Linked DNA regions of Homo sapiens: region 2 is linked to region 1. A link is an interaction called in ENCODE POLR2A ChIA-PET data of the cell type or tissue named here. Cell type or tissue: Panc1. All regions are shown on one strand. Each heading gives the region's core, and the rest is flanking DNA. Links, peaks and the distances in the headings are about the cores only. Region 1 overlaps LOC107984869 (a long non-coding RNA gene). Region 2 overlaps ABCC1 (ATP binding cassette subfamily C member 1 (ABCC1 blood group)).

What was found. Peaks named below come from ENCODE experiments on the same cell type or tissue, not always from the same donor. Only the 100,000 strongest peaks of a DNase experiment are listed, where the experiment ranks them.
Region 2: POLR2A ChIA-PET joins it to region 1 with 11 read pairs; 4 of 35 experiments call an interaction of 5 or more read pairs at or near these places.

Annotation. Positions count from the first base shown.
Region 1 is chr16:15,922,756-15,934,881 of GRCh38, reverse strand. All of the region lies in intron 1 of LOC107984869 (a long non-coding RNA gene), which reads left to right. It also overlaps the pseudogene RPL15P20. Among named protein-coding and RNA genes, the nearest start is that of ABCC1, 21 kb to the left of the region's middle. RefSeq lists an enhancer at 9,795-10,296. In Panc1, for the core only: no CTCF peak of the experiment used is centred there; no DNase peak of the experiment used is centred there; H3K27ac peaks cover 361 bases.
Region 2 is chr16:15,992,882-16,005,007 of GRCh38, reverse strand. All of the region lies in intron 1 of ABCC1 (ATP binding cassette subfamily C member 1 (ABCC1 blood group)), which reads right to left. Among named protein-coding and RNA genes, the nearest start is that of ABCC1, 49 kb to the right of the region's middle. In Panc1, for the core only: no CTCF peak of the experiment used is centred there; DNase peaks (open chromatin) are centred at 6,407 and 8,127; H3K4me3 peaks cover 1,406 bases; H3K27ac peaks cover 7,733 bases.

The DNA of each region.
Region 1 (12,126 bases), core at 2,381-10,380:
AACATCTTTTGTTAAATTTATTACCAAGTATTTTTATTGTTTTTGGTGCTATTGCAAGTGGATTGTCTTAATTTTCTTTCCTTAGTTTAATTTTCAGGTTGTTCGTTTACAGGTTGTTCACAGAATAATTGTTCAATTATTCTCTGAATAATTCTAACCAGGCCAGGCATGTTGGCTCACGCCTGTAATCCCAGCACTTTGGGAGGCCAAGGCAGGTGGATAACCTGAGGTGAGGAGTCCAAGACAAGCCTGGCCAACATAGTGAAGCCCCATTTCTACTAAAAGTATAAAAAATTAACTGGGCATGATGGTGCATGCCTGTAATCCCAGCTACTTGGGAGGCTGAGACAGAAGAATCTCTTGATCCAGGGAGGCAGAGGCTGCAGTGAGCCGAGATCATAACACTGCACTCCAGCCTGGGCAACAGAGTGAGACTCTGTCTCAAATAATAATAATAATTCTAACCAATGAAGTATGATTGGCAAAGACGTGTGTCATTTTCAATCATACCTCATTGGTTAGAATTTTTTTATTTTTATTTTATTTTCTTTTTGAGATGGAATTTCACTTTTGTTGCCCAGTCTGGGGTGCAATGGCATGATCTCAGCTCCGGGTTCAAGCGATTCTCCTCCCTCAGCCTCCCAAGTAGCTGGGATTACAGGCATGCACTGCCATGCCCAGCTAATTTTTGTATTTTTAGTAGAAATGGGGTTTCGCCATGTTGGCCAGGCTGGTCTCAAACTCCTGACTTCAGGTGATCCACCTGCCTCAGCATCCCAAAGTGCTGGGGTTACAGGCATAAGCTACCATGCCCAGCCTTGGTTAGAATTATTCACAGGGTCAGGTATGACTACCACAACCTTCAATGAGGAGATTGCAGAATTCTTCTCTGAAATTCCTGGCTTCAAACGATCCTCCTATTGGCTTCCCAAAGTGCTGGTATTACGGGTGTAAGCCACTGCACCCGACCAGTATATCTTTTAAAAGAAACATTCAGGGAACAAAAAGGAGCTCTCAGAAATTAAGAAAGCAAGAAGTAAAAAAAGAAAAGGGAAGAAGAAAGAAATTGCTGAAATCTTGCAGAGATCAGAGAAAATGGAGAACATTAGAAGGTCACACAAAAAGATCCCACATCTAAATAATAAGCATTTCAGAAAAATAAAACTGACAAAACACAGGAAAAAAAGCTGTAGATGAAATAATAAGAGAAAAAATTTCGGAACTTACAGGTGTGATAATTTTGCACTCCAGCCTGGGTGACAGGGTGAGACTCTGTCAAAAAAACAAAACAAAACAAAACAATTGACCATAGATGTATGGGTTATTTCCAGACTCTCGATTCTATTCCACTAATCTATATGCCTATCTTCCTACCAATACCAAACTTTTCGATTATTGTTGCTTTGTAGTAAATTCTGAAGTCACCAAGTGTGAGTCTTCCAACTCTGCTCATTTTTCAAGATTGGCTGTTGGGTGCGATACCATGTGAATTTTAGGTTTGAATTTTCCAGGTCTGCAAACAAGGACATTGGGATTTTCATAGAGATTACATCAAGTCTATAGATCACTTTGGAGTAGTATCGCCATCTTAACAATATTGAGTCTTCCAATACATAAACGTGTATTTTTAGAGATATATGGCATGGCATTTAAAGTAATCTATCATGATCTGTGTAACTTCCTCTAAAGTATTTCAACAGACCACAATAAGATATTACTCTAATTGTGCTAGAATGGCTATAATGGAAAAGTAAACAACAGCGTCAAAAAGGAATGTGGGTTCTGGTTTGTCTTCCTCTCCCTAACTTGATGTCTAGCTTTTTTTTTTCTTTGAGATGGAGTCTCGCTCTGTTGCCAGGCTGGAGTGCAGTGGCACAATCTCGACTCACTGCAACCATTGCCTCCTGGGTTCAAGCGATTCTCTTCCCTCAGCCTCCCAAGTAGCTGGGACTACAGGCACCCACCACCATGCCCAGCTAATTTTTGTATTTTTATTAGAGACGGGGTTTCACCATGTTGGCCAGGCTGGTCTCAAACTCCTGATCTCAGATGATCCACCTGCCTCGGCCTCCCAAAGTGTTGGGATTACAGGCGTGAGCCACTGCGCCCAGCCCACAGTTCATTTTTGGTTTTGTTTTTTCCTCCCAAGAGTGTCTTGGGTAGTTTGACTCCCTTTTATTCCCCTATCAGTTTTGGAATCAGATTGTCAAGTTCTGCAAAAAAAAAAAAAAAAAAAAAAAGGCTGAGCTTTTCATTGGGATTAAATTTGATCTATGAATCAATACAAGAGTTGGCGCCTTCAAATCTAGGCTCTTCCAATCAATGAACATGTATATCTCTCCATTTATTTAGGTCTTCTTTACTGTCTCTCAACAAAATTTTTTAATAGTTTTTATAGAGGTTCTGTAAGTCCTGTATGAGATGTTATATCTTACCAGGTACTCCCTGGGTACAAGAGGGAGAGTTGCTTTTCACCCTTTTGAACTGTTTGAAGTTTTTTCTAACCACATGCATATATTTTTCAAAATAAAAATTATTAAGATTTTTGGCCCTTCTGTCTGGCGGCAGCAATCAGGTAAGCCAAGATGGGTGCATACAAGTACATCCACGAGCTGTGGAGGAAGAAGCAGTCTGATGTCATGAGCTTTCTTCTGAGGGTCCGCTGCTGGCAGTACCGCCAGCTCTCTGCTCTCCACAGGGCTCCCCGCCCCACCCGGCCCGATAAAGTGCACCAACTGGGCTACAAGATCAAGCAAGGTTATGTTATCTACGGGATTCGTATTCTCCGTGATGGCCGAAAATGCTCAGTTCCTAAGGGTGCAACTTACGGCAAGCCTGTCCATCATGGTATTAACTGAAGCCTACAGTTGATTGCAGAGGAGTGAGTTGGACGCCACTGTGGGGCTCTAAGAGTCCTGAATTCTTACTGGATGGGTGAAGATTCCACACACAAATTTTTTGAGGTTATCCTCATTGATCCATTCCATAAAGCTATTGGAAGAAATCCTGACACCCAGTGGATCACCAAACCAGTCCACAAGCACAAGGAGATGCGTGGGCTGGCATGTGCAGGCCAAAAGAGCCATGGCCTTGGAAAGGGCCGTAAGTTCCACCACACTATTGGTGGTTCTTGCCGGGCAGCTTGGAGAAGGCGCAATACTCTCAATCTCCACTGTTACCACTAATATAAGTAAAGTTTGTAAAACTCATACCTAATAAACAATTTAGGACAGTCAAAAAAATTACTAAGATTTTTGAGCCAGGTGCAGTGGCTCAAGCCTGTAATCCCAGCACTTTGGGAGGCCGAGGCTGGCAGATCACCGGAGGTCAGGAGTTCGAGACCAGCCTGGCCAACGTGGCGAAACCCTGTCTCTACTAAAAATACAAAAATTAGCTGGGTGTGGTGGTGCACAAGTGTTATTCCAGCTACTCAGGAGGTGGAGGCAGGAGAACCGCTTGAACCCGGGAGGCAGATGTTGAAGTGAGCTGAGATTGCGCCACTGCACTCCAGCATGGGTGATAGAGTGAGACTCCATCACAAAAAAAAAAAAAAAAAAAATTATTAACATTTTTGAATCAGCACTCTATTATCATTGTTTACACATCAAAACTATCAGTAGGCATACAGTGGAAAGTCTCTCTCCCACTCCTGGACCTATTCACAATATTCCCAATCCTTCCTTCTCAATAGGTAATGGCTATAAATTAATATCTTCTTTATCCTTCCAGAATTCTTCACGCACATGTCCTTAAATGTATACTTTCTCTCGTCTCAAGATAAATGCCATAGACTGTGTGTCTTTTTGCAGAATCTCTTGCAAGACTCTGTGAACACAGTGAGAAAACATGGACCCAGGAACTGTTCCTTACATTCAGCTGAAGCTGAGTCTGCAAGTCCCAATGCATGCCAATAAAGAAAGTTCTGCAGGCCAGGTGTGGTGGCCCATGCCTGTAATCCCACCATTTTGGGAGGTCAAGGTGGGCAGATCAACTGAGGTCAGGAGTTCAAGAGCAGCCTGGCCAATATGGTGAAACCATGTCTCTACTAAAAATACAAAAAATTAGCCGGGCATGGTGGCATGCACCTGTAATCCCCGCTACTCAGGAGGGTGAGGCAGGAGAATCACTTGAACCCGGGAGGCAGAGGTTTCAGTGAGTCGAGATTGTGCTAGCCTAGGCGACAGAGCGAGACTCCGTCTCAAAAAAAAAAAAAAAAAAGGAAAGCTCTGCAGAGTTCTCCAGGGTTACACTCTGTTCTCTGCACTACACCCCCAACTTTTTTTTTTTTTTTTTTTGAGACGGAGTTTCACTCTTGTTGCCCAGGCTGGAATGCAATGGTGTGATCTCGACTCACCGCAACCTCCACCTCCCAGGTTCAAGCAATTCTCCTGCCTCAGCCTTCCAAGTAGCTGGGATTACAGGTGTGTGCCACCATGCCTGGTTAATTTTGTGTTTTTTAGTACAGACAGGGTTTCACCATGTTGGCCAGGCTGGTCTCAAACCCCTGACCTCGTGATCCGCACACCTGGCCTCCCAAAGTGCTGGGATTACAAGCGTGAGCCACTGCACCCGGCCTGCATTGCACTTTTTAATTTTTGATCACCATTTATTAAGTTACAAAGAGCCAGGCCCAGTGCTGCGCTAAGCACTTTACATATTTGGCATGTTTTTTCTTTTTTACTCCTTCCAGCAGCCAGGGCCTATGAACTTACAGAAGGCATGATGCCTAAGGCCCACAATACTTTTAGGGCCCCATGAAAATGTTTTACTTCTTTTAAAATCAGAAGAAAAAATAAACATAACCCTGCCTTTATTACATATATATATTATTTTTAGTTTTTAGTTTTTGGTATTTTTGAGCAGGAGCTCTGGCGCCCAGGCTGGAGTGCAGTGGCACAATCATGGCTCACTGCAGCCTTGACCCCCTGGGCTCAGGCAGTCTTCCCACCTCAGCCTCCCGAGGAGCTGGGACCACAGGTACATGCCACCACTTCCGGCTAATTTTTATATTTTTTATTTTTTGTAGAGAAAGGGTCTTGCCATGTTGCCCAGGCTGTTCTTGAACTCTTGGGATGAAGTAATTCTCCCACTTTGGCCTCCCAAAGTGCTGGGATTTCAGGCATGAGCCACTGCACCAGGCCTTGTTATATTCATCCTTATACTAACACAGTCATAAAATATGATTTAAAACACTTTTTTTCTTATGGAGGAAGGAACCCACCAAAAAAATCCATGTGACTGAGTGTGGTGCCGGGTGTCTGTAGTCCTAGCTACCAGGAGGCTGAGGCAAGAGAATCACCTGAACCTGGGAAGCGGAGGTTGCAGTGAGCCGAGATCATGCCACTGCACTTCAGCCTGGGTGACAGAGTAAGACTCTGTCTCAAAAAAAAAAAAAAAAAAAAAAAAAAAAAAGGCCAGCAGTGGCGCACACTTGTAATCCCAGCACTTTGGGAGACCAAGGCGGGTGGACCACCTGAGGTCAGGAGTTCGAGACCAGCCTGGCCAACATGGTGAAACCCCGACTCTACTAAAAATACAAAAAATTAGCTGGGCATGGTGGCAGGTGCCTGTAATCCCAGCTACTCGGGAGGCTGAAGCAGGAAAAATCAGTTGAACCCAGGAGGCGGAGGTTGTAGTGAACCAAGACTGTGCCACTGTACTCCAGCCTGGGCAATAAGAGCAAAACTCTGTCTCAAAAAGAAAAAAAATCATAATGTGGCCAAACCAGCAACCCTATGACATGGGTATTATTGCTATGCAGTTTATCCAAGGGAGGAAACTAGTCTGAGAAGTGATTTAGCCCAGGTCAGGTGGCTGGAAGGGGTGGGAACATGGCCTTGAACCCAAGCCTAGTGACTCTAAAGCTCTTATGCTGGGCCACTCAGCTGAAGAGACTCCAGTCAGCACTTTCCTATGGAAGGGACGTGTTTGGTCACAACTGGGAAGTTGTACCCCACAAAAAGAAGGCTCTGGGGAAATGTGATACAGTCTTCAAATATTTTAAGGGCTGTCATGTGGAAAAGGATTAGCTCTTTTGTGTTACTTCCCAGAGCTGAGCTAGGATAGGTGGGGTGTGTTGCAGGAAAGGTAGGGTGTGTGTGTGTGTGTGCGCGCGCGCGTGTGCGTGTGCGTGTGCGTGTGTGTGTGTCTCGCTCTGTTACCCAGACTGGAGTGCAGTGCAGTGATCGCCACTCACTGCAACCTCCGCCTCCTGGGTTCAAGTGATTCTCCTGCCTCAGCCTTCCGAGTAGCTGGGACTACAGGCATGCACTACCACACCCAGCTAGTTTTTGTATTTATAGTAGAGATGGGGTTTCGCAATGTTGGCCAGGCTGGTCTCTGGCTCCTGACCTTAGGTGATCCACCCTACTCAGCCTCCCAAAGTCCTGGGATCACAGGCGTGAGCCACCGGGCCCCACCAGGAAAGTAGATTTTGGCCCAGTGATATAACAAACTTACTGGATGTGATAAGCCCACTGTCAGTGGTGGTTTATTCTTAAGATCAAAGATGTGGAGTTTGACCCCAGTCACAGACAACAGCGTTGTAAACAAGGCTGTATTGCAGGGGATTGCTGCCTTGGGAGGGGAGTTGGACAAGAATTCGATGGATTTTTATGTCCCTTTCAACTCTAAGATTCTATGTTTGCAGGGCCCAGCACGGTGGCTCACGCCTGTAATCCCAGCACTTTGGGAAGCCAAGGCGGGCAGATCACCTGAGGTCGGGAATTCGAGACCATCCTGGCCAACATGGTGAAACCCTGTCTCTACTAAAAATACAAAATTAGCTGGGCATGGTGGCGTACTCCTGTAATCCCAGCTAGTCGGGAAGCTGAGGCAGGAGGATCACTTAAAGCCGGGAAGCAAGGGTTGCAGTGAGCCTTGATAGCGCCATTGCACTCCAGTCTCGGTGACAAAGCGAGACTCTGTCTCAGAAGAAAAAAAAAAAAAAGATTCTATGGTTGCAAATAGCAGCAGCTCAGCAGTGTAGAGTTGAATTCCCCACCAAACCAATTTTACCAATTGTTATTGAGACTTTTTATGTACCATTGGTGGGAGTATGAATGGATACTCTTTTGAAAGTGTTATTTGGCAGTATTTATTAAAATTTAGACTATTTGGGCCGGGCGCAGTGGCTCACGCCTGTGATCCCAGTACTTTGGGAGGCTGAGGCGGGCAGATCGACTAAGGTCAGGAGTTCGAGACCAGCCTGACCAACATGGTGAAACTCTGTCTCTACTAAAAACTACAAAAAGTAGACCCAGGCGTGGTGGCTCACACCTGTAATTCCAGCACTTTGGGAGGCTGAGGCGGGCAGATCACCTGAGGTCGGTTGTTCAGCCTGACCAACATGGAGAAACCCCATCTCTACTAAAAACACAAAATTAGCTGGGCGTGGTGGCGCATACCTGTAATCCCAGCTATTCGGGAGGCTGAGGCAGGAGGATTACCTGAATCTGGGAAGCGGAGGTTGTGGTGAGCAGAGATGGCGCCATTGCACTACAGCCTGGGAAGCAAGAGCAAAACTCCGTCTCAAAAAGAAAAAAAAAAAAACTACAAAATGTAGCCAGGCATAGTGGTGGGTGCCTATAATCCCAGCTACTTGGGAGGCTTGAGGCAGGAGAATGGCTACAACCTGGGAGGCGGAGGTTGTAGTGGGCTGAGAATGTGCCATTGCATTCCAGCCTGGGCGACAGAGTGAAACTGTTTAAAAAAAAAAAAATTTCGACTCTTCAGGCAGGGCACGGTGGTTCTTGCCTGTAGTCCCAGCAATTTGGGAGGCCAAGGCGGGCGGATCACGAGGTCAGAAGTTCGAGACCAGCCTGGCCAATATGGTGAAACCCTATCTATACTAAAAATACAAAAAGTTAGCTGGGCATGGTGGTATATGCCTGTAATCCCAGCTACTCGGGAGGCTGAGGCAGGAGAATCGCTTGAACCCAGGAGGCAGAGGTTGCAATGAGCCGAAACCGTGCCATTGCATTCTAGCCTGGGCAACAGAGCGAGACTTTGTCTCAAAAAAAAAAAATTAGACTGTTTATACTTTTTGACTTAGCAATACTTTTTTTTTTTTGAAACAGAGTCTTGCTCTACCGCCCAGGCTGGAGTACGATGGTGCAATCTCAGCTCACTACAACCTTCCCTCCCAGGTTCAAGCAAATCCCCTGCCTCAGCCTCCCGAGTAGCTGGGCTACAGGCACGCACCACCACACCTGGCTAACTTTTTTGTATTTTTGTAAAGATGGGGTTTCGCCACGTTGGCCAGGCTGGTATTGAACTCCTGACCTCAGGTAATCCACCTGCTTCAGCCTCCCAAAGTGCTGGGATTATAGGCATGAGCCACTGCACACGGCCTAACAAACATACTTAATAAGTAAATCATGGAGTGGGTAGCAGGTGAGAAAGGCTGTGACGAGAACTTGCGATGCGGGGTGGAGGTGGTGGAGGGTTGCAATTTTAAGCAGAGTGGTCAGGGTAGGCCTCACAGAGAAGGTGATATTTGAGCAAAGCATTAAAGATCATGAATAGGACACCTCCCACTCTTGTTCTAAGGTGGAAATTCACCAGGAGTTACTTTTTCCTTTTTCTTTGTTTTAGAGGCAGAGTTCTCACTATATTGCCCAGGCTGGTCTTGATCTCCTGAGCTCAAGCGATCCACCCACCTCAGCCTCCCAAAGTGCTGGGATTACAGGTGTGAATCACTGCACCCAGCACTGGGAGACACTTGTGAGGTGCCTGGCATCCAGCAGGCTCTGAAGGACGGTCGCTATTATTGTTCATTTTAGTCCTGAAATGAACAGGAGCTCTCAAAGCGCTTACCTAAGGAAGATGTCTAAGAGCATTGCAGTTTGCAAATGAAGAGTGGGCAGGGTTTGGGTTATGGTAACTGTTTTATCTGCCTCCCCAGAAAGGAAACAAAGTATCTGGTCAGCGGGGAAGGTTTCCACCTGTGCGCTCTGTTTGCCAGCGAGCCTGCGGGCCCCTGTGGCAATCCACCCATTGTGTTTCCATCAGCGTAACTGCATGCGGGAGGCTCCTCTGCACTCTCAGTCCTTGAAACATCCCCCACAGGGCCTCCCCAATTAGGCAACGATAAAGCCATTGGTGTGGTCAGATCCCTCCTGGGACAGGATGTTAACCCTCAGCAGCTCCTGAACCATGGGAGCTGGTCCCTGTCAATGTCACGGAAACAGAACAAGAGGAGGCTTCAAAGAAATCAGTTGCCCGCACTCCCTGATTGCAACCAGGCCTTATCTAGTGCCTTTTAAAAATGGCCCTGACCCTTTCTTCTTATTTATTAAATTATTTATTTATTTATTTATTTTTGAGACAGGGTCTTGCTCTGCGGCCCAGGCTGGAGTGCAGTGACTCGATCTCTGCTCATTGCAACCTCCGCCTCCCAGATTCAAGCGATTCTCCTGCCTCAGCCTCCCAGTAGCTGCAATTACAGGTGCCTGCCACCACACCCGGCTAATTTCTGTATCTTTAGTAGAGACAGGGTTTTCCCATGTTGGCCAGGCTGGTCTCCAACTCTCTGGCCTCAAGTGATCTGGCCGCCTCAGCCTCCCAAAGTGCTGGGATTACAGGCCTGAGTTCCCGTGCTCGGTCTCTTATTACTTTTTAAAATGAGACAAGGCCCCACTCTGGTTTTGCCACGTTGCACAGGCTGGAGTGCAGTGGTGCGATCACGGCTCACTGCAGCTTCAACTTCCTGGGCTCAGCTGATTCTCCCAACTCAGCCTTTCAAGTAGCTGGTACTACAGGCACTCACCACCACGCCTGGCTAATTTTTGTATTTTTTGTAGAGTCGGGGGGCGGTGTCTTGCCATATTGCCCAAGCTGGGCTCGAACTCCTGGGCTCAAGCGATCCGCCCACCTCGACCTCCCCAAATGCTGGGATTACAGGCATGAGCCACCGTGCCTGGGCCCTGACCTCTTCTTCAGGGTAACAGATATCTGCTAGGATCTGCTGTGGCTTCTACGTTCCCTTAAGCAAAGAGACGTGCTTCTTCAAGGGAGAGGAGAAAAAATAGATTTCAACCCAAAGCCAGTATAAGCACCCCAAGAGAGGTCAATAAAATCTCAATTTGGAGGTGAGGAAAGCCTTTATTGGCACCCAGGACATTGGTGTTGGGATTAAGAGGACAGACTGGTGGGGTTTTGACACACACAAACGAAGGATGGTGTCTTAGGCACATGGCACAGCAAAGAAAAAGGCTTGCAGGCTGTAACTATGGGACATATTCAAGCTGTCCTAAGCAGTTCCTTTTGACTGAAGTATCATGATAAAGAAAATAATACATAATAGTAATAACAAACATTCTTTATATGCTTGAAACCACTTTTATAAAAATCATAGTAATAAGGGTAATTTAACATAATTGACTGGGCGCGGTGGCTCACGCCTGTAATCTCAACACTTTGGGAGGCTGAGGCGGGCAGATCACTTGAGGTCAGGGGTTCAAGACCAACCTGGCCAACATGGTGAAACCCTGTCTCTACTAAAAATAGAAAAATAAGCCAAGCATGTTGGTGCAAGCCTGTAGTCCCAGCTACTCCGGAGGCTGAGGCACTAGAATTGCTTGAACCAGGGGGGCAGAGGCTGCAGTGAGCTGAGATCAAGCCACTGCACTCAAGCCTGGGCAACAGAGTGAGACTCTGTCTCAAAAATACAAATTTAATATTATTGACTCTATCTTGTTTTCACTATGCTAAATTGTTTTTCTTTATTTTTGTATAGAGGCCACAGTACTCTTTTTTTTAGAAAATGAATTTTTTTGTTATTGTTTAATAATTAAAACCAGCCAGATGTGGTGGCTTAAGCCTGTAATTCCAACACTTTGGGAGGCTGAGGTATGAGGATCACTTGAGGCCAGGAGTTCAAGTCCTGCCTGGGCAACAAAGTGAGACACCATCTCTATAAAAAATTTTTAAAATTATCTGGGCATGGTGGTGCATGCCTGTAGTCCCAGCAACTCAGGAGGCTGAAGCGAGAGGATCAGTTAAGCCCAGGAATTTGAGGCTACAGTGAGCTATGATTATACCATTGCATTCCAGTCTGGGTGACAGAGTGAGACCTTGTCTCTAATAAATTAATTAATTAATAAAAATTTTAAAATTGACAGAAAGTCTTACAAGTCTATAAGATCTACTTCTGTCTGTTATGTCTATGTTTATATGTGCCATGAATATATAATATTTCACTACTGAAATATATTTTTAAAAGCTCTAATCAGTTGACTTAACCACTTAAATTGAATATTTCATCAAAAAATAAAAACTTTAAGTATCTTTTAGTTCACATGACTTTAATAATCTTTAGTAAATAAAGACAGTTTTTCAATTATTAGTAAAATAAAAACATCTTCAGAATGTGAACATTTGGTGTAAATTAGACAAGTCTGGTATTGTCTTTACTAAGACCTTTCAGGTCCTAAACTACTTTTATAAATTTTTTTCTTAGACTGGGACTCACTCTGTTGCCCAGGCTGGAGTACAGTGGCATGCTCACTGCAGCCTCAACCTCCCTGGGCTCAGGTGATCCTTCCACCTCAGCCTTCCAAGTAGTTGGGACTATAAGCACGTACCACCATGTCTAGCTCACTTGTGTATTTTTAGTGGAGATCGAGTTTTACCATGTTGGCCAGGCTGGTCTCTAACTCCTAGGTTCAAGGCGTCCACCAGCCTCTGCTCCCAAAGTGCTAGAATTATAAGCATGAGGCACCATGCCTGGCCCTTCTATAATATTTTAAATAATTGTTGGACTTGTCTATTTTAAAGCCCTTAGATTGTAGATAAGGCCTGGGGATGTGTAGAATTAACCATGTCCCCTGCCTATCCTAAAAAGCATCATATATTATTGACATATATTATTACTGTCCTAGACTCTGTACCTGGTACATAATTAAAATTGCCTACCTCCTTAGTTTTTCATTAAAAATAAAAGTCAGTAATGGCTGGATGCAGTGGCTCACGCCTGTAATCCCAGCACTTTGGGAGGCCAAGGCGGACAGATCACCTGATGTCAGCAGTTTGAGACCAGCCTGGCCAACATGGCGAAACCCTGTCTCTACTAAAAATACAGAAATTAGCTGGGCATGCATGGTGGTGCACACCTGTAGTCTGAGG
Region 2 (12,126 bases), core at 1,653-9,652, 71 kb before region 1:
TCAAAATATACATGTTCCAATAATTAAAGAGATCTAGTTATTAGGTTGGGCGCGGTGGCTCATGCCTGTAATCCCAGCACTTTGGGAGGCCTAGGCAGGCAGTCAGGAGTCTGAGACAAGCCCGGCCAACATGGCAAGAACCCCCCATAAAAACATAATTTTTATATTTTACTAAAAACATAAAAATTAGCCGGGCAGGGTAGTGCACGTCTGTAATCCCAGCTAGTAGGGAGGCTCAGGCAGGAGAATCACCTGAACCCGGGAGGCAAAGGTTGCAGTGAGCTGAGACTGCACCACTGCACTCCAGCCTGGGCAACACAGTCTCCATCTCAAAAAAAAAAAAAAAAAAAGTAAACCTTACAAGGCCAACACATACAAAGAGATTTAGCCAGGAAACATCAAGACACAAACCCTAAAAAGGACAAAGTTCACGTCTTTTTGGCCTGGCGTATTTGGAACACAGCCTTGTAAAGAAGAAGTTGATCGTGGAGAAGGCATGACATCTCAAAGACTGATTATTTTAATTGATTTCATACTACTGTTAATTCCTGAGGTGATGGCTGAAAAAAGGATTAAACTGTTGGTGGTCATTATATACAGAACAGCTTCTGAGCAGTTGCCAGTAAAAGCTCATTCCAAAGGAATGTGCCCTGCTAGAAAGAAAACGATACCAAGACTTGACATATGCAGTTATGTATACAAGAGACATAGTTCCAATGTTAAACATTTAATTGACCTGATCCTAGCCCCAAATTATTCCTTGCCAGGACTATGCAACTGCTTCCTAAGTCTTCACTGCCTCCAGCCTCTCCTTGTCCTACTGAGTCCTCCCCGCTACAGCCAGTGCTCCCCACCACAGTCAGTGTTCCCCACCACAGCCAGTCCTCCCTATCATAGCCAGAGAATTATCTATGTACACATCCATATGTATACCCATGGATATATTTATCACCCAACCATGAACCCATCCATCCATCCATCCACCAATTCATCCATCCACCCACCCACCAATGCATCCATCCACCCAACTACCCACTCACCAATTCATCCATCCACCCCCCCCAACCAATTCATCCATTCAGCTACCCACCTACCAATTCATCCACCCATCCACCCACCCACCAATTCATTCATCCATCCACCTACCCATTCACCAATTCACCCATCCACCCTACCCACCTACCAATTCATTCACCCATCCATCCATCCACCCACCCACCAGTTCATCCATCCATCCACCCACCCACCAATTCATTTATACATCCACCTACCCATCCACCAATTCACCCATCCACCCTACCCACCTACCAATTCATTCACCCATCCATCCATCCATCCACCCACCCACCAGTTCATCCATCCATCCACCCACCCACCAATTCATTTATACATCCACCTACCCATCCACCAATTCACCCATCCACCCTACCCACCTACCAATTCATTCACCCATCCATCCATCCATCCACCCACCTACCAATTCATCCACCCATCCACCAACCCACCAATTCATTCATCCATGCACCTACCCATCCACTAATTCACCCATCCACCCTACCCACCTACCAATTCATTCACCCATCCATCCATCCATCCACCCACCTACCAATTCATCCACCCATCCAGCAACCCACCAGTTCATTCATCCATCCACCTACCCATCCACCAATTCATCCATCCACCCTACCCACCTACCAATTCATTCACCCATCAATCCATCCATCCACCCACCTACCAATTCATCCACCCATCCAGCAACCCACCAGTTCATTCATCCATCCACCTACCCATCCACCAATTCATCCATCCACCCTACCCACCTACCAATTCATTCACCCATCAATCCATCTACCCACCCAACAGTTCATCCATCCATCCACCAACCAATCCATCCACCTGTCTATGTATCCATCTACCCAACCAACTATCCATCCATGCATCCACCCATGTCTCCCTCTCTTTGTAATTATTTTTAATAGGTAATATATTTGTGTGCTAAAACTCTTTCAAATTACTCAAAAAGGTATACAGTGAAAAATATGTCTTTCTCCCCAAATTAACAGCCCCCCATTGCTACCCTACAGGCAAGCTACCATTGCTAACATCTTACATTCTTCCAGATATATTCCAAATACGACCTATTTTGTTGCCACAAAAGGCACTACGATACTCCATTCTATACCTTGCTTTTTTTTACTTAGCTAATATTAAAAACTGAACTTTTTTTTTTTTTTTTGAGACAAGGTCTCACTCTGTTGCCCAGGCTGGAATGCAGTGGTGCAATCATAGCTCACTGCAGCCTCAACCTCTCAGGCTCCAGCAATCCTCCCACCTCAGCCTCCTGAGCAGCTAGGACCACAGGCACACACCACCATGCCCAGCTAATTTTGTATTTTTAGTAGAAATGGGGTTTTGCCATGTTGCTCAGGCTGGTCTCAAAGTCCTGAGCTCAAGCGATCCACTCGCCTTGGCCACCCAAAGTGCTGGGATCACAGGTGTGAACCACCGCACACAGCCTTTGGAAACTATCTTTATCAGTAACATAGATGTGTTTTATTCTTGATATTTCTTTTGAACAAAGAGGTACAAGGGACAAGTCTTCTCATTCCATTCCCTATGGCCCTCCCCTCAGTTCCTCTCTCTAGAGGCAATGATCATGGGTTGCTTATGTCTTCTTTCAGAAAATATTTTATACAAAAATAAAGTAAATATACATCTTCTGTTATCAAATCGAAGGAAGCATACGTTACATAATGTTCCGTACTTTGCTTTTTTCTCTTAACCACAGATTTTAAAGATCATCCCGCAGTATACATGAACAGTTTCCTCACTCTTTGTTACGGCTGCTTTGTATTCTATTGTAGGGATGAACTTGACTTCCATCGGTCTCCTGGGGACTTGGCATTGGTGTTCCTCTTACAAACAATGCAGCATTGAATAAACAATTGAATTTCACACTCAAGCAAGAGTGTTGATAAGATCACTTTCTCTGCCAGGTGTGGTGGCTCCCATCTGTAACTCCAGCATTTTGGGAGGCCCAGGTGGGAGGATCCCATGAGCCCAGGAGTTTGAAACCACCCTGGGCAACATAATGAGACTCTGTCTCACATATATATAAACTTTCAAAAAAGGAACCTGCCAGGTCAAAGGGTGCCTACAGTAACATTTAGACAGACACTGCCCTCCAAATAGGGAACATCAATTCATACTCCAGCTGATAAGGTACAAAGGCAATTACTTCACAAAGCACAGCAGATAACAAGTTTCCGACCTCTGCCAATCTGAAGTGAAAAATATCTCTGTGTAGTTTAAGTTCCTTTTCTCTTTATCATGAGTAAAACTGAGGGTCTTTCCATATGGATTTAAAAGCAATCACGTTTTCCTGCTCAGAGGAAGATTCATAGACTTAGATATTTGCATTAATAAATAGGGCAGATCTAATGGCCTTCTCTCTTCTGCTGGGAAACAACTTCCCATGGCTCCCTATTGGCTTTTAAGAACCAACCCTGGCTGGGCGCGGTGGCTCACGCTTGTAATCCCAGCACTTTGGGAGGCCGAGGTGGGTGGATCACGAGGTCAGCAGATCGAGACCACAGTGAAACCCCGTCTCTACTAAAAATACAAAAAATTAGCCGGGCGTGGTGGCGGGCGCCTGTAGTCCCAGCTACTTGGAGAGGCTGAGGCAGGAGAATGGCGTGCACCCGGGAGGCAGAGCTTGCAGTGAGCCGAGATCGCGCCACTGCACTCCAGCCTGGGCGACAAAGCGAGACTCCATCTCAAAACATAAAAAATAAAAAAAAATAACCAACCCTTGCAGTGATCCATGAGGCCTTCCTTCTACATTCAAGTCCCATCTACTTCTCCTACAATTTCTCCCACCCTGTTCCCCAAATGTGCCTTACTCAGGCATTTACTTAAAGAAGTATTTACCAAGCTTGTTGTCAGATAATGTTCTAGACACTGTTGCAGGCACTGGAGATTCTGAAAGGCTGTGGTTCCTGCCTTCAAGGCATTCCCCAACTGCTGGTCAAATAAATGGTTTCTTCAGTCACCTCTTGCTAGATCCTCTCTCTGCAATGTCTTTCTGTCCTAACAAACTCCTATTCATCCTTCAAAATCCAACTCAGGTACCTCATTTAAAAAGCTTCCTCCACACTCCCCAAACAACCTGCCCCCAACCTTTGCAATGATCTTCTTACTTGTCCACCGTCAATTTCCTCCTTTGTTTTGGTTGTTAAGTAATAATCTGGCTAGGCACAGTAGTTTGCACTTGTAACCTCAGCATTTTGGGAGGCCAAGGCAGGAGGATCACTTGAGCCCAGGAGTTCAAGACCAGCCTGGGAAACATAATGATACCCTCTTTTTTAATAAAATAATTTAAAATTATTTTGAAAAAATTTAACAATTAAACAACAATCCATCCAGGTAGAGACTAGCTATGACCACTCACTTCCTAATTGAGCAGATGTAGATTCAAATTCAGGCCTTAACCCCATGTGAACTTGGGCAAGTCACTTAATTTCTCCAAGCTTCAGTCTCCTGATAAGTAAAAAGAGTCAGAAAAGCTGGACACGGTGGCTCATGCCTGTAATCCCGGCACTTTGGGAGGCCGACACGGGTGGATCACTTGAGCCCAGGAGTTCAAAACCAGCCTGGACAACATGGTGAAACCCGTCTCTACTAGAAACACAAAAATTAGCCAGGCATGGTGAACTCGCCTATAATCCCAGCTACTCAGTGGGCTGAAGCAGGAGATCACCTGAGCCTTGGAAGGTAGACACTGCAGTGAGACATAATCACACCATTGCACTCCAACCTGGGCAACAGAGTGAGAACCTGCTTCAAAAAAAAGGAAGGCCAGGAGCGGTGGCTCACGCCTGTAATCCCAACACTTTGGGAGACCGAGGCGGGCAGATCATGAGATCAGGAGTTCAAGACCATCCTGGCTAATATGGTGAAACTCCGTCTGTACTAAAAATACAAAAATTAGCCAGGCATGGTGGCATGCACCTGTAGTCCCAGCTACTCGGGAGGCTGAGGCAGAAGAATCACTTGAACCTGGGAAGCAGAGGTTGCAGTGAGCCCAGATCGTGCCACTGCACTCCAGCCTGGCGACAAAGCGAGACTCAGGCTGAAAGAAAGAAAGAAAGAAAGAAAGAAAGAAAGAAAGAGACAGAGAGAGAGAGAGAGAGAGAGAGGAGAGAGAGAGAGAGAGAGAGAGAGAGAGAGAGAGAGAGAAAGAGGCCGGGCACAGAGGCTCACACATTTAATCCCAGCAATTTGGGAGACCGAAATGGGAGGACAGCTGGAGCCCAGGAATTCTAGACCAGCCTGGGCAACACAGTGAGACCCCATTTCTTTTATTTTTCTTTTTCTATTTTTTTTTTCTTTTGAGACGGAGTTTCACTCTTGTTGCCCAGGCTGGAGTGCAATGGAGAGATTTCAGCTCACCGCAATCTCTGCCTCCCGGGTTCAAACGAGTCTCCTGCCTCAGCTTCCCGAGTAGCTGGGACTATAGGCGCCTGCCACCACGCCTGGCTAATCTCGTATTTTTAGTAGAGATGGGGTTTCTCCATGTTGGTCAGGCTGTCCTGGAACTCCCAACCTCAGGTGATCCGCCCACCTCAGCCTCCCAAAGTGCTGGGACTACAGGCGTGAGCCATCGCACCCAGCGAGACCCCATTTCTTTAAAAAAATTTTTTTGGCTGGGCACAGTGGCTCACGCCTGTAAACCCAGCACTTCGGGAGGCCAAGGTGGGAGAATCATGAGGTTAGGAGATGGAGACCATCCTGGCTAACACGGTGAAACCCTGTCTCTACTAAAAATATTAAAAAACAAATTAGCCAGGTGTGGTGGCGGGCACCTGTAGTCCCAGCTACTCAGGAGGTTGAGGCAGGAGAATGGCATGAACCCAGAAGGCAGAGCTTGCAGTGAGCCGAGATCGCAGCACTGCACTCCAGCCTGGGAGACAGAGCGAGACTCCGTCTCAAAAAAATATAAAAATTTTTTTTTAATTTTTTTAAAAGTCAGGAAAACACATCATTTGGAAGAGTTCTGGAGAGGATTCAATGGGACAATGTGTGACAGGTGCTGATACAGTCTAGAGACAATAAACCGTAGTAGCAGATACTAATAGTTGATAATAATCACCACTGCCACCACCACTGTATTGCCCAGAGATAAGAAGTCTAAAGGACAAAGAAAAGTTGTCCTTTCAAGCAAGAAAGTAAGCTACAGAAGAAACCAGAGAGCATTTAAGGACACCGGAACTCCAGGGAAGGAGAGGTCAGGAAACGCTGAGCAAAGGAAGGTGTTTCCCCTGCAGAAAGCAAATTGAAGAGCACAGGCTAGCTTCCTGCTCAGAGCCAGATGGCCAGCCCAGACCCAAAGGGCGGCTGTGGGAGGGAGCAGAAGGAAGGGAAGGAAGGCATGACGAGAGGAAATCTGACTCTGACCATGAACTATGACTGTTACAGAAAGCAGCCAACACGGGTCACCCCTGCCATCCACCCCCACATCACCTCCATCACAGCCCCTACAGCGGCCAACAGCATAGGTCACAAAGCTAAGATCATCTGAGGACCGGGCACAGTGGCTCACGCCTGTAAACCCAGCACTTTGGGAGGCTGAGGCGGGAGGATTGCTTGAGCTCAGGAGTTCAAGAAAAGCCTGGGCAACAAAGTAAGACCCTGTCTTCACCAAAAAAATTTAAAAATTATCCAGGCGTGGTAGTGCAGGCCTGTAGTCCCACCTACTCAGAAGGCTGAAGTGGGAGGATCTTTTGAGCCTAGGGGCTTGAGGCTGCAGTGAGCTTTGATCGTCCCACCCAGGCACTCCAGCCTGGGTGACAGAGTAAGAGACTGTCTCAAAGAAACAAAGTATCGGGACTGGGCGCAGTGGGTCACACCTGAAATCCCAGCACTTTGGGAGGCTGAGGAGGGCAGATCACTTGAGGCCAGGAGTTCAAGACCAGCCTGGCCAACATAGTGAAACCCCATCTCTACTGAAAAAGAAAAAAAAAATACATTAGCCAGCCATGGTGGCAAATGCCTGTAATCCCAGCTAGTCGGGCAGCTGAGGCACAAGAATCGCTTAAACCCAGGAGGTGGAGGTTGCAGTGAGCAGAGATCAGGTCATTGTCCTCCAGCCTGGGTGACAGAGCGAGACTCTGTCTCAGGGAAAAAAAAAAAAAAAAAAAAAAGGTATCGAGGCCTCCTGGATGTTCCTTACCGGCAGGGACCCTAATGTGTCCTTCTTTACTTTAACAACTCCAGGAGGTAAGAAGTGCGACTCTCACTACTGGAGGCTTCTGGGAAAAACGGTGAATAATGGGCAATACCTAAAGGCTCAAGGAAGGGACGATTCCCTGGCAGTCTGCAGGCCACTTGCTGTTCCCAACTCAAAGAATCACAGCTACCCGAGGCTGCTTCCTAATCTAGGGAAATCCAGCCAGGCCCACCACGCTCTGAGCAGAATCAGAAGGACCCAACTCTCCAGACACACAATTCAGCCACAAGAGATGAGTCCTGAACACGGTCACCGGTCACTGCACTGGCCCAGGGCCTGCCCTTTGGGGAACCTGGCCCACAGAAATCTTTACAGAGAAAGCGCAAGTCGGCTGGGCGCGGTGGCTCACGCCTATAATCCTAGCACTTTCAGAGGCCAAGGCAGGTGGATCACGAGGTCAGGAGATCAAGACCATCCTGGCTAACATGGTGAAACCCCGTCTCTACTAAAAATACAAAAAAATTCACCAGGCGTGGTGGCACAGGCCTGAGTCCCGGCTACGTGAGAGGCTGAGACAGGAGAATCGCTTGAACCCAGGAGGCAGAGGTTGCAGTGAGCCGAGATTGCACCACTGCACTCCAGCCTGGGCGATAGAGCGAGACTCCGTCTCAAAAAAAAAAAAAAAAGAGAAAGCGCATGTCCTCCCCAGCTCCCGGCTCCCTCCAACAGAGGCTTCTCCTTGCTGGACACTTCACCAGCTTGATCAAGTTGTGTCTCCATGCCCTCAGCCCTGACACTCAAAGAGTTGGGGACCCCGTCCAAGTCCGAGTGGCCCCTGACCTTTGTGTGTTCATAAAATTCCTGTTGCATAGCGTCATGTTTTCTGGGCTGAATGATGATGACTAAGGCACTAGGCATTGATCTAAGTCTTCCCATACAAGATCCTGGTGCTGACCTCCTTTCTGTACATGACCCTGGCCTTGACCTGCCTTCCTGGTTCAGCCCTGATTATCATGGAAGTCCTCGTGCACCGGGCAGCTCACTAACTTTGCCCTACACCCTTACTGCTCCCATCTGGATGGCACAGGTTCTGCACAGATGCTCCACCAGGGCCTGCAGGGATAAGGCAAGCAGGCCTGCAGGGATAACGCATGCAGCCCTGCCAGGGACCCAGCCAGCCAACTCCAGGACAGGAGGGAAGGCCACAGAGAGGATGGGGCAGACAACAGGCAGAAAAAGTGATTATGAATCTCAACTGCCACTGATGGGAGGTAATGAGGACATACTGTGTACCACAAGTTCCACTGAGGCCTGAGCATCCACTCCCAATTCAACCATCTCAATAACTCACAACCAGCTGGGTGCAGTGGCTCATGCCTATATTTCCCAGCACTTGAAGAGGCAGAGGCAGGAGGATAGTTTGAGGCCAGGAATTTCAGATCAGCTTGGGCAACACAGTGAGACTGTATCTCTACAAAAAAATTTAAAAACTTAGCTGGCCGGGTGGAGGGGTTCACGCCTGTAATCCCAGCACTTTGGGAGGCTGAGGCGGGCGGATCATGAGGTCAGGAGTTCGAGACCAGCCTGGCCAACATAGTGAAACCCTCTCTCTACTAAATGTACAAAAATTAGCCGGGCATGGTGGCGTGCGCCTGTAGTCCCAGCTACTCAGGAGACTGAGACAGGAGAATCGCTTGAACCCAGGAGGTGGAGGTTGTGGTGAGCCGAGATCAGGCCACTGCACTCCAGCCTGGACAAAAGAGTGAGACTGCATCTCAAAAAAAAAAAAAAAAAAAAAAAAACTTAGCTGGGCGTGGTGGTACACACCTGTAATCCCAACACTTTGGGGGACCGAGGCAGGAGGATCACTTGAGCCCAGGAGTTCGAGACCAGAGGTGGCAATGGAGTGAGACTCCCCACCTTCTACAAATAAAAAAATTTAAAAGTAGCCAGATGTGATGACGTTTGCCTTTAGTCCCAGCTACTCCAGAGGCTGACGAAGGAGGATCCCTTGAGCCCAGGAGTTCGAGGCTGCAGTGAGCTATGACTGCACCACCGAACTCCAGCCTAGGTGAAAGACTGAGACCCTGTCTCAAAAATAAATAAATAAGTAACTTGCAACAGTCGGGTTCTTATTGCTCAGTGGACATTTATCAGCGACTACTACCATGGGCCAAGGTCATGTGGAAGTAAAATAAAGTCTCCACTCTCACACAATTTCACTTTATGCAAAGCGGCCAAAACTACCAACAGCTAAAAAAAACAACTCTATGTATGCCCAATGGGAGCAAATGGCTTGAAGAAGAAGAAAGTGGGTGAAGCATAATGGTGGGTGGGCAGGTGCTAGTTCTTTATCAGGTAGACAGAAAGGGCCTCTGGGCCAAGATGACATTTCAGCAAAGGGCGAAAAGCAATGAAGAAACCTGTGCCGCCTTCTTCTGTCTATAGAAAGAGTAAGAGGGAAGATTCATTAGTTGCATCAGCCAAGCACCACTCTAAGTGTTTCACATTACATTTCATCCTCACACACAACTCTAGGACTCAGGTACTATAACGTAACCCATTTTACAGATACAGAACCAGGCCTGGTCATATATAACCTGCAAGCAGCATACACAGTCAGGAATTTGATGTTTCGTTTGTTTTTTGAGACGGAGTTTCGCTCTTGTTGCCCAGGCTGGAGTGCAATGGTGTGGTCTCGGCTCACTGCAACCTCCACCTCCCGAGTTCAAGCAATTCTCCTGCCTCAGCCTCGCAAGTACCTGGGATTACAGACGCCTGCTACCACGCCTGGCTAATTTTTGCATTTTTAGTACAGATGGAGTTTCACCATGTTGGCCAGGCTGTTGTCACATTTCTGACCTCATGATCTGCCCTAATCCCAGCTACTAGGGAGGCTGAGGCAGGAGAATTGCTTGAACCCAGGAGGCGGAGGTTGCAGTGAGTCAAAATCACACCACTGCACTCCAGCCTGGGCAACAGAGCAAGACTTCATATTGCAAAAAAAAGAAAAGAAAAAAAGAAAGAAAAAAAGCTAATTAATCTGCAGGGGGTAGGCCTGAAACCAGGGAGAGGAAGGCAACTACTATTTTTTGTTGTATTATCTTTCGTACTGTTTGAATTTTCTCCTCTGCATGATTTCTAAAATAATAATAAGAAAGCTAGTTCGCACTTCAAATAAATAAATAGCAGCAGGAATTGAAGGGTAGGACATTTCTAAATGCTGAGTTGGAAACAAAGAGAAAGCATGTATTTATTGGGTGCCAATAATAACAGCCAGAGTGATCACGCCAGGCACAGTGATTAAGTGCTTCCCAAGCACAGTCCATTTAAGCTTTCCAACAGCCCTACAAAGTCAGGACTATTAAAACTCTCCCCTTTCCTGGCAAGGGCTCTGAGGTCCAGAGAGTTTATGTAAATTGCTTGGGCTCGTCAACCTAGAAGAAACAGGGCCAGGATTTGAACCCACTGAGAGTCTGACACTGAGATCCACCACCTCTAAACCACGTGCTTGAACTCTAAGGCCTTTTGGTTTGTTTGGTCAGCTGGTTTTGTTTTTTGAGACAGGGTCTCACTCTGTTGCCCAGGCTTGAGTACACTGGCACCATCACAGCTCACTGCAGCCTCGATCTCCTGGGCTCCAGCAATCCTCCTGCCTCAGCCTCCCAAGTAGCTGGGACTACCTGGCACGCATCACCATGCCTGGCTAATTTTTGTATCTTTTGTAGATTCAGGGTTTTACCATGTTGCCCAGGCTGGTCTTGAACTCAGTCTGCCCGCCTCGGCCTCCCAGAGTGCCGGGATTAGAGGTGTGAGCCACCATGCCCAGCCAGAATTCTAAGGTGTTTGCAAGGTACATGGCAGACAGATGGAGCCTGAGGTCGCTTGGAGGCAAGATCTCCAGGGCCGGAGATCAAGTGAATGGCCTCAGGCCTCACAGATTCCAAATTCATCTCCCTAGAGCAGAGAAGCAAGATTTTGACTCAGACATGGAAACATTCTACAACTCTTCCCACCCACCCACCCCCGCATGTGAGCAGTGCAGGGTAGTGGTTAACAAAACAAGGTTCCAGGTCTAGGTTCCCGTCTCCACCACTTACAGATGTGTGCCCTCAAGCAGGGCTTCTTCAACCTCAGAACCGCTGGTATTTGAGCCCAAATAATTCTTGGTTGTCGGGGGCCATCCTGTGCATTGTAAGATACTGAGTGGCGTCGCTGGCCTCTGCCACTAGATGATAGTAGCACTCCCCACCTCCTCAAGTTATGACAATCAAAACTGTCTCTAGACATTGCCAAATATCTCCAGAGAGGCAAAAATCATCCCTGCTGCCCTAAAGCAAGTCAGTTCACCTCACCAGGCCTTGATTTCTTCATCTGTGAAATGGGACTAATTCTAGAACCCACCTATTACAGAGTTTAGAGAGTTATCAGGAGGGTTCAATCAGGTGACCCAAGTGCCAGGTTGCAGGAGCTGGTGTTCCCGGCAGCCAAGAGACGGATTAACACAGATAAGTGCAGGGTTCCTGTCATGCATTCATTCATTCAATCTATCATTCGATGACTGTTTATTGAGCACCTACTATATGCCTAGACCTGGGCTAGTCACAGGCATGGGGGAAAATCAGAAACGATATCTCTGTCCTCTTAAGACTCATAGTCCATCAAAGATGAAAGCTCACAGATAAGAACATAATGACAAAGAGCAGTACCTGCTGTGAAGGAAAGAGCAGGGGTGTCAGGACAGGAAGCACCAGAGTGGCGGTCTGGGCAGATGACATCCTAGCAGACTGGAAGGGTCAGGAAGAGCTGGCTGTGCAAAGATCTCGGGAAGCACATACCAGGCAGAAAGATGGCACAGGCAAAGGCCACAGTGGGGTGGGGTGGGGGGAGGATATGGC